Linked DNA regions of Mus musculus: region 2 is linked to region 1. Evidence: chromatin contacts called from ENCODE POLR2A ChIA-PET data. All regions are on one chromosome and are shown on one strand. The core of a region is the stretch at or near the end of the contact, and the rest is flanking DNA. Distances in the headings are between cores, read along the strand shown. Region 1 holds the start of Wbp1l (WW domain binding protein 1 like). Region 2 holds the start of Taf5 (TATA-box binding protein associated factor 5).

Evidence for each region. ChIA-PET counts read pairs that join two places held with the same protein, here RNA polymerase II (POLR2A).
Region 2: POLR2A ChIA-PET joins it to region 1 with 13 read pairs in Patski. The contact joins the promoter of Taf5 here to the promoter of Wbp1l in region 1. POLR2A ChIA-PET finds 5 or more read pairs at or near these places in 2 of 5 experiments (Patski and embryonic stem cell).

What each region holds. Positions count from the first base shown.
Region 1 is chr19:46,597,488-46,600,952 of GRCm38, forward strand. Wbp1l (WW domain binding protein 1 like) reads left to right here and starts at 1,619. Exons shown (of 5, transcript NM_001177812.1): 1 at 1,619-1,806. The coding sequence starts at 1,717.
Region 2 is chr19:47,065,994-47,069,458 of GRCm38, forward strand. Taf5 (TATA-box binding protein associated factor 5) reads left to right here and starts at 1,755. Exons shown (of 11, transcript NM_177342.3): 1 at 1,755-2,333. The coding sequence starts at 1,772.

The DNA.
Region 1 (3,465 bases), core at 369-2,868:
CAGCTTCCGGTTCTGTAGGTCTGAGATGGAGCCCGAGGATATAACGCTGCCAGCATTCATCTGACACCACACAGTTGTACCAAAGGACTTCGAGTGCCGAGATCCCAGCTGTGATTTAACCCCACACCCACTTAGACAGTAAAATGGAACTCAGACAGCATGAAATTGGTATTTTCCTTTCGATGAAGCTCAGGCTATGCAGTCGTGAGTGCTGAGATTACAGCTATGCACCTCCACACCTAGCCAAATCCAGCCCTTTAAATTGTATGGTTTAGTAACGTTCAGTCCAGTCACAAAGTGCTACAGTTGTCACTACTGTAATCCAGAACACTTTCACTGTCCCTCCTAGAAAGCCAAGGTCGGTTCGGCAGCAGCCACACCCCCACCCGCTGCCAAACCCTTATCCATTTAGTTGAGTTGGCCTGTAAGGTGTTGAACAGCAGTTATAATGAGCAGGAGGGCTTTGCATGGGAACTACTAACACAACTTTGAGGACAGCCTGAGTTACCTAGTTTCTGGCTTGTATGGACAACAGGAAGAGACCCTACATCAAAAACTAGCCAAGTACATCCTGTAACTAATTGAAGTGTAATTTTTTCTTTCTTTTTCCCTCTCTTCCTCCCTCTATCTCTTCCCTTTCTCTGTTCCTTATGGCCCATACCAGGGTCTGAACTCAGGGCCTTGCCCATGCAAGCCATTTACCACAGAGTGATACATCCTCCTGCCCTGTTGGACAAGAATTCTCAAATTGAAGCAGCTACATGGTGATGTGTGGGTTTGTGTGGACTAGTATTGTCCTTGCGGTGTGTGGAGGGGCAAAGGGAAGCCATTTTCATTTAGCCGGAAGATAACATGGATGAAGCAATGATTGGTGGGTCTCAGAGCTATTTCTGAGTAGGGTCTGAAGAGTTTTGTCCTTGAAACTTGGGGGTAGCAGAGCACTATCGCTAAGAGAGGTGCTATTTAATAGGGGACTCAAATGACTCAAAGCTGCTGCTTGGGTAGTGAGCTTGGAAAAAGGATCCTGATAATAGGGCTTCCTGTAATTTAATACAAAAAGCACCAAAGGCTTATAGACTGCAGTTGGAAGCACGCTTTAGAATCATTATATCTCACTACTTTTTTTTCTTTCTTTCTTTTACCTCTACTTATTTTAATACAAAAAGCACCAAAGGCTTATAGACTGCAGTTGGAAGCACGCTTTAGAATCATTATACCTCACCACTTTTTTTTTTCTTTCTTTCTTTTACCTCCACTTAACTGTGGGAACATAACATTTCCGCCACACTCAAAATGACTGAAATACTGTAAACCTTTTCAATGCATCCGGGTGGTCGTGTCCCTAGCTCCTGTTACTTCCGCCACTCTCTGCGGGGCGGGGCGCTCTGCACTTTTCTGCACCTCGCAGCATTCAAGATGGCCCAGCTTCCTCCCACTTTTCATTGGCCAAATCACCTAGCACGAGGGTGGCTGGGACTGGTATTTGACTCACAGTTCTTTTGACCAATGGACAGAAAGTAGGAGCCAATGAGGCGCGGGAGCTGGAGACCCTCCCCTGCATCTGGGCGGGCCCTTTGCCTGGGGCGGGGTGGAGCCGAGCCGGAAGCGGGAGGGCAGAGCGAAACAGGAAAAGAAGGGAAGGAGGAAGCAGAGGGAAGAAGAGAGGGAGGAGGAGGGGTGGCGGCGCCGTGGCGGAGGAGCAGGAGCAGGAGGGGGATGGAGAGGAGAAGGCTCCTGGGTGGCATGGCGCTCCTGCTCCTCCAGGCGCTGCCCAGCCCCCTGTCAGTGAGGGCTGAGCCCCCGCAGGTAAGGGGAGGGCTTCTGGGCTAGCTTGGGGGTCTGGGGCGGTCGAGGCCTGGTTGGAGGGGGGTCTCAAAGAGGTTTGTTTGCAAGGAGTTGAGTGTTTTCGGGAGGGAAGCCCATGGCTAAGGTGGACCAGGTGAAGGGTGGGGGTGTTGATGTTTAGCTGAGGGACACCTGTGACGAGTTGGATGTCAAGAAGGTGGCAGAGGCAATGGTGCCAGGCGACTTGAGGGTCCTTTGAGAGGGTAGTTATGGTAGGTGCTCTGGAGGACTCTTCGCGGAGATCGCCGCACACTGGCGCCCGTGGGCCCTATTTCTGCTCCGCAGTAGAGTCCGGAGCCAGAGACTGTGTGCACACCAGTGTGTGCTGGGATCCCAGGTTACTGCACTGGCCCCAGAGGGAGGAGGGCTCAGCATGGTATTTATTTCAGGCTGGACAAAGGAAAAGTTCTGAGGGCATCCTGACTCTTATTTTTAATGCTGTAAGGCATAGTACGTTGGTGGGCTGTTGCTGGAGGTAAGGTTCTTGGGAGATAGTAGGGATGAAGTAGTAACCCCTCAGGAGGAGGGGCACATTTGAGTGTGAGAAAACCGTGCTGTTAGGCTAGCTGTCCTGGGAAGAAGTCACTAGTGCTGATCCGAGCGAGCCAGCTCAGGGCTTTTGAGCAGAGGGTGGTTCCGATGCCAATATCGGCAGCAAGTGGAGCACCCTAGCTTTTCTTGCTGGGTGGCTTGCTCTTCCTGAGTCCAGGGCCGAGATGCCTGCTTATGCTGATTCTAGCTTGGGCTGGCGTTTCGAAACCCTAATTGAAGCGTTACTCTTGGTGCCAGATTGGGTGGGGTGCTGTAGGGGGAATCACCCCTCCCCTGTTAAATCTGGCAAAGCTTCTATCGTTTCCTTTGGTTTCTCCCCTTTCTTCCCATCATTGTCTGTTTTCCACAGGCACAGGGACAGCCTGTGCAGCTTAGCACGTCACATCACGCTGAAGAGCAGAAATTGTTAGCAGAATTCTTACCTTTCCCCTTAGAGCTCAAGGGCAGCCCTTTCACATACGTATCTTATTTTTCTCCCGAATATCCTCTTCAAGAAACAAAACAAGAAAAACACCCAAAACCCCAAAATAATTGAGTTTTGTTTTGTTTGAGACAGGATCTTGCAATGTAGGTCAGGCAGGGCTTGAACTCTTGATCCTCTGCCGAGCTCTGTGATTTGATAAGATTTTTTTTTTTTCAAGTGAGCTGAAAGTCACAGAACAAAACCAACAGTTCTAAAGTGAATCACTGTGGCGCTCCATGGTTGTGCAACCACCACGGCTATCTACTTCCAAAACAGTTGAATCATCCCCAAGAATGATCCATATTAACCAGTTACTGCCTGTTTCCACCCCTCCCCCACCCCCAGCCCTGGCCCTTGGCGACACCCACTAGCCTGCATTGTGTCTCTGTGGGTTTACCTGTTCTGCACATCCCTGTGTAATGGAATGCTGTAGTATGTGGGGCGTCTTTCACGTTCCGTCATGTTTTCAAGGTTCACCCACATTGTGACCGAATAATAGTCCCCTTTATGTATATACTACAATGATTTGGCAGCTTATCTGTTGCTGTATCTTTTTTTTTTTTTTTTTAAGTCAGGGTTTCTCTGTGTAGCCCTGGCTGACCCAA
Region 2 (3,465 bases), core at 505-3,004, 470 kb after region 1:
CGAGTTCAATCTCCAGCAACCACATGATGGCTCACAACCATCTATAATGAGGTCTGGTGCCCCCTTCTGGTGTGCAGGCATACATGCAGGCAGAACATTGTATACATGATAAATAAATCTTAAAAAAAAAATGTCAGAATGAAACAGTAACCTGTGAAATGAAAGGAAATCAGAAGGGCAAGAGCTGGAGAGAAGGAGTGGGCGCCCTTCAAAGACCCAGACTGACGCAGAATCTGAATGATTAAGGACCCTGGGAGCAGGGAGCAGAAAGGAAGAAGACAGAAACAAGATAACAAAAGGGTCTCCTAGGCACCCAGTGACTTTATTTCTTCTGGTGAAACAGGAAACACTGTACTTGAAGTCATTAGCCTCAGCTAAAGCACAACGTGGACGCTGGACTCTCAGAGACCCGCGTAGAGAGGACAAAGGTGGCCATACTTCCCCAAGTCAGACACCTTCTTCCCATCTCCTTCCAAGTAAGGGCTGCTGTTGTAGCCCAGCAGCAGAACACTGCCTAGGATTCAAGAGGCAGGGTGAGGTTCACTTCCTAGTACTGCCCCAAACAACAACAAAATAGTAACAATGGGTAATTAATACACAGTAGAAACATTTTAGTCATAAAAACGTCTATATAAAAACTTTTTAGCTGGACCCCTACACTTGGAAGGTGAAGGCAGGAGGACCAGAAATTCAAGGTCCCCCTTAACTTCACAGCAGGTTCAAGGCCAGCCTGCGTGCATAAGACCCTGCCTTAATCTTTTCTTTAAAAAGGAAAAAAAATTTTTTCCTTAGGACAGAAATGGTTTATTTGGTAACAAGGAATGAGAAGAAATTAACTTTTTTTTCTCTTTAACTTTATAGTTGATTTTGTTGTTGGTTTTGGTTTTGTTGTTCTTGTTCTTGTTGGAGACAAGGTCTCCGGAGACAGTGTAGCCCTGACTGATCTAGAACTTGCTGAGGCGATCCTGTGACCTCTATCTTCGGCTTAAATTTATTTTTAGAAACTACATCCAGCTTAAAGGCTTTTTTAAAAAAAATAAACGATATAACATATACTGTAAAGTTCACAAAGCTAGATTTTTACAGGAATAAAAAGTGAAAAAGAGCCGGGCGTGGTGGCGCACGCCTTTAATCGCAGCACTCAGCGGATTTCTGAGTTCGAGGCCAGCCTGGTCTACAAAGTGAGTTCCAGAACAGCCAGGGCTCTATAGAGAAACCCTGTCTCGAAAAAACAAACCAAACCAAAAAAAAAAAAAAAAAAAGAAAGAAAGAAAAACTGAAAAAGTAACCACTGCTCAGCCCACAGCATCAGAGAGCCTTTCCAGTAACTAGGAGGCCTCTTTCTGATAAATGCTATGTGCTTTTGAATTAAATACCTGGGCGTGAATCGTTTTCTTCGCGTGTGATTTTAGCATGGTATTTAACCTCTTTGGATTCTGGTTAAGCCGTCTGTAAAGACTCCAGGGATTAGCACCTTTAAACTTGTTGAATTAAAAGAGCTCGTATAATATAAAACGGCTATCTCATCGCCTGAATGCAATAAACGGTAATTAGCAGGCAAATGCAATAGAGACTGACGGTAAGCAACTCCCACTTCCTGCCTGCCTTTCGCTCGGTTTTGAAAGTAGCTCTTTCTCGTGCCTTTTCTCCTCGCTAGCTCCTCCCACTGCCGTAAATGGCCTGCCCCGGCTGTCGTGAAACGCCCTACCCCCGCCCTCCATGTGGCGAAAACGCAGTCACGCTTGACGGCGCGAGGTGGCTCAGCCGCAAGATGGCGGCGCTGGCGGAGGAGCAGACGGAGGTGGCGGTCAAGCTAGAGCCTGAGGGACCGCCGACGCTGCTACCTCCGCAGGCTGGCGACGGCGCAGGCGAGGGGAGCGGCGGCACTCCCAACAACGGCCCCAACGGCGGCGGCGGCGGGAATGTGGCAGTGGCAGCGGCGGCCGGCGGGGACGGCGGGACCCCCAAGCCTGGGGTGGCTGTCTCCGCCGCTGCCCCGGCGGGGGCGGCCCCGGTGCCCGCCGCTCCGGCGGAGGCCGGCGCTCCCCACGACCGACAGACCCTCCTGGCCGTGCTGCAATTCCTCCGGCAGAGCAACCTCCGCGAGGCCGAAGAGGCGCTGCGCCGGGAGGCCCGGCTGCTGGAGGAGGCGGTGGCGGGCTCCGGAGCTCCGGGAGAGTTGGACGGGGCCGGCGCGGAGGCGGCCAGCGCGCTTCTCAGCCGGGTCACCGCTTCAGTTCCCGGCTCTGCGGCCCCCGAGCCTCCGGGGACGGGCGCCTCGGTGACCTCGGTGTTCTCGGGTTCAGCCTCAGGTCCTGCGGCTCCGGGAAAGGGTGAGTCTCGGGCTCCCGGGCTGAGGAGCGCCGGCTGGAAGGGGAGCTAGCCGGGAAGGCGAGGGCTGGCGGGCCTGCACCTCTGCGGGCTTGTTTTGAATTTCCTGGGCCCGCCTCTAGGGCCACACGCCCGCCCCTTTCGCTCCTGCGCCGGCTGCGCAGTCAAACCCTCTTCTGAGCTGTCAGTTCCAGCCAGAGGCTGAGCAGCAGGGCTGTGGAGTCGAGGGAGGCGCCAGGGACCGGGGATTGACAGAAGAGGGGAACCTTAGGGGTTTCGGGGTTTCTGCTCTTACTTAGACTTAGGAACCTAGGATTGGGTTCGCGTGAACACGAGTATCGTACTGTCACATTCCCATACTACTATTGTACAGCAGGTACTTTCCGTGTCTTGATTTTTCACAACTGTATAGTTCTCATCTCTCCTTTTGAGACGAGACAACGGACTTTTTGAGCAAAGCCGGAAGGGCTTGCTTTGGATAACACCTCCAGAGTGGAGGTTGTAAGTGTTTCTTAGAATGTGGGCTGAGAACCGCTGGTGTTAAGTGTTTTAGAGGATTTCTGAGCATCACTTAAGGCTTATTAAACTCTGTAAGGGCAGAGTCTGGGAATCTGCCTTGCAGAGCTTTTGAAAACTCTTAAGTCTACGGGCAGGAGTGGGGCAGACCTTTTTGTCTCTGTTGCTTTTTCTTGTGTGATGTCAGTTAAAGGTTTTTTTTTGGGGGGGTTATTTTATTTTATTTTGCCTTTTTACTAAGTAAGTTATTACGAGTCTAAGATGTAATGAGTAATGTGCCTAGTTCTGAAAGTTTAGTTCCTGACTCCAGTTACTGACAACCCATGTCCACGTTTCTCCCAGAAACTTGTCACAAATCCATATCGTAAAACACTTTCGGATGAAGACGCTTGCTGCCATGTATGATCCCCTGAGTTGGGTCCTCAGAACCGACACGGTGGAAGGAGAGTCCCAGCTACCTGAAACTTGTCTTTAATATACACCAAACTTAAAAATTTTAAACTCGGGGCTGGAGAGATGGCTCAGTGGTTAAGAGCACCGACTGCTCTTCCGAAGGTCCTGAGTTCAAATCCCAGCAACCACATGGTGGCTCACAACCATCTGTAATGAGATCTGATT